Linked DNA regions of Homo sapiens: region 2 is linked to region 1. A link is a contact called in ENCODE Hi-C or POLR2A ChIA-PET data. All regions are on one chromosome and are shown on one strand. The core of a region is the stretch at or near the end of the contact, and the rest is flanking DNA. Distances in the headings are between cores, read along the strand shown.

Region 1 (5,189 bases), core at 114-2,613:
TAATAGCAGTGTGTAAATGCTAGTTTCTTAGTTTTGATAAATACATCATGGCAGTGTAAAGGATTATGGGAAATTGGATACTGGGTATGTGAGAATGCTTTGTTCTATCTTCGCAAATTTTCTATAAGCCTAAAATTATTAGGAAAAAAAATTTAATTTAGGCCAGGTGCAGTGGCTCATGCCTGTAATCCCAGCCAAGGATTTAGGAGGCCAAGGCAGGAGGATTGCTTGAGCCCAGGATGTAGAGGCTGCAGTGAGCTATGATTGAACCACTGCACTTCAGCCTGGGCGACAGAGTGAGACCTTGTCTCAAAAAATAATAATAATTTAAAAGAGAATGCTGGCCGGGCACGGTGGCTCACACCTGTAATCCCAGCACTTTGGGAGGCTGAGGCAGGCGGATCACGAGGTCAGGAGATCGAGAGCATCCTGGCTAACACAGTGAAACCCCGTCTCTACTAAAAATACAAAAAGAAATAAGCCGGGCTTGGTGGCAGGCGCCTGTAGTCCCAGCTACTCAGGAGGCTGAGGCAGGAGAATGGCGTGAACCCGGGAGAAAGAGCTTGCAGTGAGCCGAGATCATGCCACTGCACTCCAGCCTGGGCAACAGAGCGAGAATCCATCTTAAAAAAAAAAAAAAAAAAGAGAGAGAATGCTATATTTCTCCTTCTTCCTACTCTAAGTACTAGTAGAGAGTAAGTGGTCTTAAAGAAACTGTGTGCATGCTGTCACTAAGAACCAATTCTGGTAAGCTCTCCTATTCTACTCAAGCAGGATTCGACACTGCTTTCTTTCCGCCCATGGTATATACCTCTACAATTGCACTAACCACAATGTTCTGTAGTCGTCTACCTACACTCCCATCTCCCAACTAGATGCTGTGTTCTCTGAAAGACATTTTCTTATGTGCACTTCCTGTCCACAGTTCCCAGGACACTGTCAAAATAATATAGTAGTTTGAACCACTTGAAAAAAATGACAGTTTTGTAGCTCAAAAAGAGTTGCATAGTAGCAATTAATCTATAAACAAAATGGAATGGAATGGAATGTATTTATATTATTCCATGCTTTTGCTCAAAGGAAATAACAGAGTCCAACATCCCTGAAAAAAGAACTCTTTCAAAGCAATAAATATTGACCAATGTTTTTCACTGGGAGTTCCACAAAGGCCTTAGGGTTTCTTACCCATTGGCTTCTAGAGTCCTCTCTAGCGTCGTTTCCAGAGCCAACGCCTGTGCTGGACTGAGAAAGCCTGCCTTGCTCTAGTAGGCCAACAGCCAGAGGCCGTGGGGCCTCCAGACTCAGACACAAACATGCAGGGTGGGGTCCCTGATAGCAGGGTATCCAGGCCCAGTGGGAAGGCAGCCAGGGCGCTGCTGAACAAGGGGCTGCAGGAAGCGGAGGAAGGAGGAAGCCCTCTTGGCGACAAGCCCCACCCCTTTTCCATGTCCCAGGAGGTTAAGCAGATGTCATCAGATAAATTTTTCCAGGCCTGAATGGAGGCTCTAATAGAATTCAAACAGGATCTCATCACTGCCACTTTCTTTCTTCCCTTTTCTCTTTGTAAACCTAACCTTAAGAGTCACGGCAGCAGCCCTGGAATAGTTTCAGGTTGTGTGTCACCCTGCAAGGCTCATGTGAACAAGAAATGGCCACCAAAAGGACCAAGGCAATTCAACAGACTCAGGCCTGCTGCATGAATTCTTCAAGGATGGGACTGAGACATGGCTTCAGGCACATCCAAGGGGAGAAGGTGGGGATCGGGGCTTGGTGGCCAAAGGAGCCCTGCCAGCATGATGGTTTCCAACTTGCTGCTGAACCAGATCCAGAAATGTGTTGCCTGTTTCTCTGTTTATGAATTATCCTTCCCTGAACAGAACAGCTGGGGCATTTTGTTTTCCATTCTTTAAACATGGATGGGTTTAGGCCTTTCCAATTTCTTGTTCTCCATAGTTTAACACACAAGGCAATAAAATACAGAGCCATTTTCTGCGGTATTTAGTTAATGATGCAGTATCTGGCAGCCTCTCCTCCCTCACCAAAGCCATCCTTGGGAAAAGTTCTCATTCAAACACTCAAGAAGTTGTTTTTAAGCAGTGAATCCCAAGACTTAAACATTTTTGGGCAATCTGGTTCTTATTTTAACTCAAACTGGTTTATTCTCCTCAGAACAAAAGAATGCCAACAATTCGGTGGTCCTTCACACTGCTACATCACCAGCCAGAGCCTTCCTGAGCTCTGAGAAACAGTGCAGTGTGGCTTCTGGAGATTGGAAATAGAGAGGACTCCTGATGGTTGTTTCAAGGCATCTGTTTTTAATTGATCTCATTCTTTATTCTATGGAACATCCAGCCAGGAGTATATTGAGCTCCAACATACATCACTGCTGAGAGCCTCTGGGGCCAGATGTAATCCCAGAGCTGCGAGCCACCTTCCAATGGCAACAGGGATGTGGTCAATACAAGGTGAACAGGGAAGGCTTTTTTGTTCAATACCAGGAATGCAAGATTGGATCAAGGGCCTAGATGCAAAAGAACCTGCTTGAAGAGCAGCCCTACAGTCTGTCCTTATCTGGAGACCACAGGCATCATGTGTGATCGGTAACATCACTGAGAAATCTACCTGATGACCAACTAAAAAGAGTGGGTGTCCCCAAGACCTCCGGATTTTATCACAAACCCCAAATGGGCCTGCCCTTTATCATGATATCTCAATCTTTGGGAAGTACATCTCTAGATGGAAGAATTCTTACTATTTTAGACCCCTGTCCTGCAGAAGATGACCCATTGTGAGTCACTTTATTTAGCCTCATCCTAACTTTGGCTTTTTTCCTCCCCTCTTCTTCCCACCTTTCTTTTCTTCTTTTCCTTATTCACTTGGCTGACACATAATTATGTTGTATTTAGCTATGTGCCTGATTATTTTGGGGTGCTGGAGGATACAGCAATGTATCTGTCAGGATGTGCTAAGTTATGTTGCAGTAACGAACAATCTCAGGAACTTAATGTCTTAAAACAACAAAGGTTTATTCTCCTGCTTCTTATCCACTGAGAGTTTTTGGAGGGCTCTGATCTCACAAAATCTTTAGGCAGAAAACCAGGCTGATAGAATGTCCAGAATTTCTGGAATGTTTATGGCTGCCATTGAGGGCAGGAGGATTTCAGGCAGTCAAAAGGCATGAGCATATGAGGGAGTTCCTGGGAGAGGTTCCTCTAATTGTGTGGTCAGGTAGGCCTCTCAGAGGGGGTGACTGTGAATTAAGCCATGGAGTATGAGAAGGAGGTAGGCTTGGGAGGATCTGGTGGAAGAGCATTCCAAGAGGCAGCATCAGTGTCAAGACCTTGTATTAGGAGCAGGCTTGTTCACAACCAGTGAACATGGCCAGTGTAGCTGGACCATGGTAAGTGATGGAGAAAGCAATGGAGGATGTAGCCTGCAAGGTCACCAGAGACCAGACTCTGCTGGACCTCACAACCAGGGCAGGGAGTTAGAGCTGTTTTCAAACTCTTTATTTTGTCTGTATATTAAATCTTAGCAAACAAAGCCCACCTTAGCTTCTAGGGAGATCAAGTCCTTGCAGAGCTTGGCCCTCTGCTGAAATGTCCTCCCCCATCCTTCCTCACTCAACTCACTCCAGTGTCACTTCCTCCAGGAATCTTCCCTAACACCTCAGTCTGATGAAACGCCTCAGTGCACAGGTACTATCAATTATGCATTTGCTCTACAGAACTCCCCACTTCATGGGACAAGTTCCTTGGGGGCAGAAACCAACTCCCTAGATATAGTGCTAGACTATGGTAGGTCCTGAACTGATGGTTATGAATGAATGAATGGATGAATATGCTCTTGCACCTTGTGATATTAGGCAGTATATGTAATACAAGTAAGTGGTAAAATGCTACATACCTATCATCATTACCACTTCATGACCTAGACAAGGGCTTACCATAGAGTTTGATGAAGACTCTTGAAATTGATTCAGAAGAGGCCTAGCTTACTTCAAGAAAGCAACACAGAAGACATCTAAAAGCAGGAATGTAAAGAGGATGTATGGATATATTCTACATACCAATAGGGTATAAGCTGTTCTGCTCACATTGTCTCATTTAATTTTCACAATACCCCTACAAGGTAGAAAGCTGAGACTCAGAGAAAAATTAGACCCACATAGCAGATGCTCTATAAACATTTGCTGCTATTATTATAGTCAGCGTTATTATTATTATTGTTACTGAAAGTGGGGGAGGAGTTTAGGGCAGTATATTCCATACAAGGGGAACAACATGTTCAAAGCAGAGAGCCCAAGTCAGAAGTGCTCCAAAAACAGGGAGGAGAACCCCTCGGGCTGAAACCCTTCGGCTCTTAGGAAGTCTGGGATCCTTCTAAGAGGCGCTGATGAATACCACAGACCTACTCCCCAGAAATGTGTACATACACACAAAGCTTGTACAGTTCTGCAAATTTACGGACACATAAAAGCTCATCCATGAATTTCAAAATAATGAATATTATAATTTCATATGAATTAATCTCATTTAATCCTTAGAGCAACCCTAAGAGTTAACCACTACTGTAATTTCCTCCTTTACAGACAAGGAAACTAAGCCTGAGGAGTTAGGTAACTTGCCATAGATCACACAAAGTATGAGAGTAAGAAGTAGTGCCAGGATTTGAACCACACTGGCTCTAGAGGAAGGGCAGCCCCCCACCACACCAACTGCCTTGAAAGGCCCAGCCTCCTTGCAGCCTACTGATCTCCCCTCCCTCCTGCATCCAAAGAAGAGACTTGCTCTTTCAACAACAAACTCTGACCAATCAAACAAGTGTGGGCCACTGATATGGTTTGGCCCTGTGTCCCACCCAAATCTCACCTTGAATTATAATAATCCCCAAATGTCATGGGAGGGATCCAGTGGGAGGTAATTGAATCATGGGGGTGGGACTTTGCAGTGCTCTTCTCCTGATAGTGGATAAGTCTCATGAGATCTGATGGTTTTATAAAGGGGAGTTCCCCTGCACATGTTCTCTTGCCTGCCACCATGTAAGATGTCCCTTTGCTCTTCCTTCCTCTTCCGCTGTGAATGTGAAGCTTCCCCAGCCATGTGGAACTGTGAGTCCATTAAACCTCTTTCCTTTATAAATTACCCACTCTTGGTTATGTCTTTATTAGCAGTGTGAGAACAGACTAA
Region 2 (5,705 bases), core at 1,116-3,615, 66 kb before region 1:
CAGCTTTTCTCCTCCTAAACCTGAACCAAAATTCCTTTCTTTCTGACCATCTGGTCTCCTCATTTAACTTGGCCAAGCACAGCTTGACAATTCTCCCCTACTGCGATGGCACAAAGGGAAGCAAAAGAGACCTGAAATCAGCCTGATACAGTCTCAGACTTCAATTCCATGCTACTTAAGGTGAAATAAACCATCAAAGTGACATATTAGGAAACTATGAGCAGCAAAGCCATGTTCATTCAAAACTGAAGGCAGGGAAGAAACGGATTTAAAATAAACAGTTCTGGCCCTTTGGGAAGAAATGACTGGAAATTCTATCCCACTGAGCCTTACTTCAAAACAATAATGGCCAATCGCATTTGCATTATTCTTCACAGTTAACAGAGGACGTTTACAAATGGGAGGACATCAAAAGACAGCTAATAATAATTTATATTTGACTCCTCCTGTTCTCAAGGCTCTTTGAAATTGGAAACTTCCATTCATCCTCTCCCAAATTTTGGAAGTTGGAGAAAGCAAGAATTTATTCAATCATTTATTCATCTATTCAACTCTTGTCTATTGGATGTCTACGGTGTGCCTGCCACTGTTCTAGGCCCTGTGATATAAAGCAGTGAAAAAAACAGATGAGGTTGTAGCTCTCACTGAGCTTCTATTCTAGTAGGAAAATAGACAATAAGCAAATTGAACAAATATAGACTATGTCAGATGGGATAAGGTGGGGATAAAAGTAGAAAACAAAAATAAAGCCAGGTAAAGGGTACAGAGAGTCATAGGGGAGTGGATACTGTTTTCTGTAGGGTGGTCCCGATGAAGTGGTGTTTGAGCAGAGACTTAAGGAACAAAGGGTCCAGATGAGAGGAAGGGCCCAGCCAGAAAGGAAGCAATGACTCTTGAGAACAAGGCATGGAAGGCCTTGTTGGACACTGCAAAGACGTTGGCTTTCAGCCTGAGCGAGTGGGAAGGCTTTACCCAGTTTTCAGCAGAGTAACATGATCTGACTTACATTTTGAAAGGGTTCCTCTTGCAGACACTGTGCACTATCCCTAGTAACCATTCCTTCCTTCCTTCATGATAGAAAACCCACAATTTTAGCTGGATGCATGGCATCACAGAATAAAGACTATATTTCCCAGCCTTCCCTGCAGGCAGGTATAGCCGTAACACTAAGTCTGGCCAATGGACCAGTGGAAGTGTGATGGGGTAATTCAAAAGTCATGCTTAAAAGATAGGTGGTTTTGACCTTTTCCTTCTTTACTTTGTTCTTCATCCTCTGCCTAGAATGCAGATGTGACGGTTGATAGACCAGCTGCTATATTGGACTATGAAGACAAGGGTCACCCCTCTGGATCGGACAGTGTGGAGTTAGAAGAAGCTCAGCTCCCTGAGGATTTTGTGGAGTACATCCATACCAGCCCATACAGGCTGACTGCAGACATTAATTTTATGTCATGCCCCTGGAAGCTGAGCCCAGTTCAAATGGCTGCTATCTTTCTATCTACTGTGTAGAGAATACTGGAGGGACAAGAGTGAAAATAGGGATAATCTCTATTTCATACATAGGAACCCTGAAGCCTGAAGAAGTTAAATGAAGTACATTAGGATTGTGGGTAAAAGTACTGGCTTTAAAGTTAGTAAACTTGTCTGTATTTAAATCCTGCCTCCAATACTTCCTAACCTTGTAACCTTGAGCAATTCCTTAGCCTGGGTAAGCCTGATTTCCTCATCTGTAGAATGGGATGATAACAGTGCCTATCTTAGACTATGATTGTGTGTATTAAATAAAATAAACCATGAAAAGACCTAACACAGCCTGATAGAATTGGCATTCCTCGCCTGCCAGTTCCCTGTCCCTCCTTCGCCGGACCCTTTCCCACCTCTTGCATCTGTCCAGGAAATGGTGATCCTTCCAAGGTGGGTGAACAGCGCAATCAGTTAAGAGAAATGCCTTTTGTTACGAAGAGAGGGCAAAAAGAGGGAGAGAAGGGAGAAAGAAGGAAGCCTTAGCACACGAATGGATATGATGGACTTTCAAGTACCCAGAGGTTTCAGCTCACAAGAGACAAATGTCAGTAGTGAGCCTGGAGTACTGAGAGATCTAAGAAAAGAAGGCCGGAAGTTCAGCCGTCAGCCTCCAAGCTGTTCCCTTGCCAATCCCCTTCTTTTTTCTCCCTTTCTCTATCACCTCTTCTCTTTCCTCTTCCAAAATAAAAGTAGGAAGCGTGAAAAGCTTGGTAAATCATCTGGTTTTCAGGCTGTTTTTCCTTGGAGTGGCTAAGACTGCTTTTTATTGGCTTGGCAGGATGTTTTGAGATTGTGTGGCGAGGACTCCTCTGTGTGTGTGCCCGTGTGTGTGTGCGCGCGCGTGTGAGTGTTTATCTGAGTACTGGGCTTTGGAATGCAAAGTAGCACATACGTGTTTCCTTTTTGGTAGCAGATTCTCTTCCTAATTATGTTTTGCTCAGGCTAATATTAAAACGAATTGGTTTCCTCTGACAACAATAAGTGTAATAATAACAGGAAATTGCCCAGAATCACACAATAACAAAAATAGAGCCAGAGAGGAAGCAACAAGACTCTTGAGAACATTTTGCTGATCTACTTTTCCATTCCATTTTGTCCATGTATTCCATCTCTTCATTGATTCAGAAAACTATGCTTATTACTGGTGAGATTAATGGGAAGCCTGAAAAAAATTCAACTTACTCTCTTTAATCAGAAATTTGTGAACCACTAAATATCAAAAATTAGAAAAAAAAGATGCATGTCAGCTTCTGTATAAAGATTGACCTGTATTCTACCCAATACCACTCTTTTGTAAGAAGGGTTAAGTCAAAATAACACTTCCATTAATTATCTTACATATCAAAGGTTCTGATAAATTCTGCAGTAAAACAACCTGGCTCAATGTGTCAAACCTAGCAAGGCCCAAATTTATTTGACCATGCAACTATCTTTTCCTTTTTTATTGACTACTTGTGAACTTTGAAATTAGGATTACAGAATACAAACCTTTCAACGTTTTCATTCTCAGGGAAATGCTCTACTTGTGTTCCGAATGCTGTCTCTGGGCATTTATTCTTAATATCATGCACATTAATTCTGCTATTTGGTTGCTTAAGCCTCTGTAAGGAGACTATTCTCTTAACAATAGCATATTCTATTCACCAACATAATTGATTCAAGCAGAAGTTTGGAAGATAAAATGCCTTTGCAAGCTGATTACCATCATCTTGACCTTACCTGATACATTCAGGAGGAGGAAAAGGGGTATCTCCATTCCAAAGCACTTTCTTCTTTGCCCTCCCTGCATGGGAAGTCTTTGGGGTCATTTCTACCAGTGGATGGAACCTCAGGCCAGTTTGCTTCCCACCACACACAGACCCTGTTTGTTAAGGAGAGAGATAAGCACCAGTAACAACCTCTGTACTTACTTAAATCTATGCGATGAAGGGTCCATAGTAATCCACCAGGGATTCACAGGGTGAATGGGTGGGTGAAGAATCTGGCTACAATAGCTATTTATAATTGATGCCAATAAAGCCCTTGAGTCTAGCCTGTGCGTGTATTAAATGAGATGACAGAAGACAAGGCCGTGGTCAGAGTTCAGGGAACCTGGTCTAAGTACACTCCAGGGGTCCAGGTTTGACCCGCAGACTTGGTACACACAGCAATCAACAATCAACCAGTTTGTCTGACTGATTAATGACAACTGCCAAAAGGGGTCACACACAAAGTACCAAAGCCCAGCTAAGCCCAAAAGGGGTCAGCTTGCTGGCCACAAAGCCTTTTTATTAAGTGAGACATCTGTTCAGATCTCTGTTGCCAATTAGGTCGTTATTAGATTCTGCTAACACATATTGATAGCTGATAGCGGGAGATGCCATTGAGAGGACACATTAGCACCTTCACCGCTAACTGTAAATCAGCCTGCTCTGTCTGCCTGAGAGCATCTGAATAAGCACCTCCCTCTGGCTTTCCCAGCTGGGGGTTCTCCCCTGTTCCTGGAATGAGGCACAGCCAGAGTGGCTGTCTAAACACCCAGCAACCAATCAGAGCATCCAGGGCAAAGGTATTGAGCTCCACAGAAACTTTTGTATAAAAACGTTCATTATTTTTATCTTTCTAAAGTAATACACACGTGGCAGAAAATTTAGAATATTGTAGGCAATCAAAAGAAAGGAAATCAAGATGACCTATAGTGTCATAATCTTGCTATCTCTCCTTAGAATTTTTTTTCTCTACACTTATTGTATTTCCACAGGGCTGAAATCATGCTGTTCCTGGCATACAAGCCTTTGTTTTACTCCATTCCAACCACACTGGCCCCCTTGAGATTCTCCCAACACGCCAGGCATATTTCCACCTCATGACCTTTGCATCTGCGGTTTTCCCCTCATGGAATGTTCTTCCCCCGGACCCTCCAATGACCAGCATTCACACCTGCGTCAGGTCACTGTTCAAATGTCGTTCCCTCCAAGAAACCTTCCTGACCAAATGAGCAAAAACAATTGTTTCTCTTTGCCATTCTTCGATTTCTTGTTCTGCTTTATTTTCCTTCAATGCACTACATGAGCTGATAGCATGTTTTATAGTCATTTGTTTGTTATCAGTATTTCCTACTGCAGTTTAAGCTCCACACAGGCAGATACTTTGCTTTGTTCACCATCAAATCCCTACAACCTAAAACATCGCCTGCCTGACCATAGCCAGTGTTCAATAAATATTTATTAAATAAGTGAATACATTTTGTTTTGTGGCTTGATTTTTTTCCCTTTAACAATATTGTACAGAGCCTTCAGGATCACTAAATATTCTTTAGTAAACTTTAAAAAAGACTACATCACATCCCATCCCATACTATGGCTGTATTATAATGAGTCTAATCAATTTCCAATGGTTGAACAGTTAGGTTAAATAGTCCCCCATCTTTTTTTTTTTTTTTTTTTTTTTTTTAAGAGAGAGAGGAACTTGCTCTGTTGCCCAGGATGGAGTGCGGCAGTGTGATCACCATTCACCGCATCCTCGAACTCCAGGCTCAAGTCATCCTCCCACCTCAGCCTCCAGAGTTGCTGGGACTACATTGGATGTCAACATGCTTACCCCACCCCCCACCCCCCCACCCCCCCACCCCCACCATCTTTTTTTCTCCCATTTTGAAACATATGTAGTACCTTGAAAGTATTTATGTGATTTGTCTGTACAGGGCAAACCTTGACCTTGAAGACTTGGTTGAAAGTTTAACTGGAGGAACAGTCATTGGTAAACCCTTGACCCAGAAAAAATTTGAATTCCTTTGATAGAGAAGGTAGTGAGGAGTGCACATCCCCAGCTGGCAGGATTGGCCACATTATTTTCAGTGGTCAGTGATGTGATAGTCACCTCACATGTGATTTCATGCAAGTACTCAAGCCTTGTGTAAAAGCAGAAAGCATACAGAGATATGTAGGTGTCGTGGGCTAAATTGTGCCCTCCCATTAACGTGTTGAAGCCCTAACCCCCGGTACCTCAGAGTGTGACTGCATTTGGAGATATGGTCTTTAAAGAGGTGATTAAATTATAAGGAGGGTGTGAGAGTGGCCTTGATCTAATCTGACTGATGTCTTTAAAGAAGATGACATTTGGACACAGAGAGAGATACCAGGGATGTACAGGCACAGAGGAAAGACCATGTGAAGACACAGGCAGAAGACAGCCATCTCTAA

What was found. Hi-C counts contacts between places; a loop is a spot of excess contacts on that map. ChIA-PET counts read pairs that join two places held with the same protein, here RNA polymerase II (POLR2A).
Region 2: a map of heart right ventricle shows a loop between it and region 1 (3-fold over the local background). The contact joins two enhancer-like sites. A Hi-C loop is called at or near these places in 2 of 168 maps with a recorded cell type or tissue (both heart right ventricle). POLR2A ChIA-PET finds 5 or more read pairs at or near these places in 2 of 52 experiments (MCF 10A and OCI-LY7).

Annotation. Positions count from the first base shown.
Region 1 is chr12:105,668,878-105,674,066 of GRCh38, reverse strand. No RefSeq gene overlaps it. Among named protein-coding and RNA genes, the nearest start is that of CASC18, 33 kb to the left of the region's middle. Within about 2 kb of position 1,363, at least 20 of the 41 ENCODE cell types and tissues checked have a DNase peak (open chromatin) inside an H3K27ac peak, as active enhancers do; they include heart right ventricle, where a contact is called at or near this core.
Region 2 is chr12:105,734,936-105,740,640 of GRCh38, reverse strand. It overlaps CASC18 (cancer susceptibility 18), which reads right to left. Exons shown (of 5, transcript NR_110109.1): 4 at 3,244-3,385. It also overlaps a transcript of LOC107984435 not described here. Among named protein-coding and RNA genes, the nearest start is that of CASC18, 34 kb to the right of the region's middle. RefSeq lists enhancers at 1-51, 52-663. Within about 2 kb of position 2,365, at least 7 of the 41 ENCODE cell types and tissues checked have a DNase peak (open chromatin) inside an H3K27ac peak, as active enhancers do; they include heart right ventricle, where a contact is called at or near this core.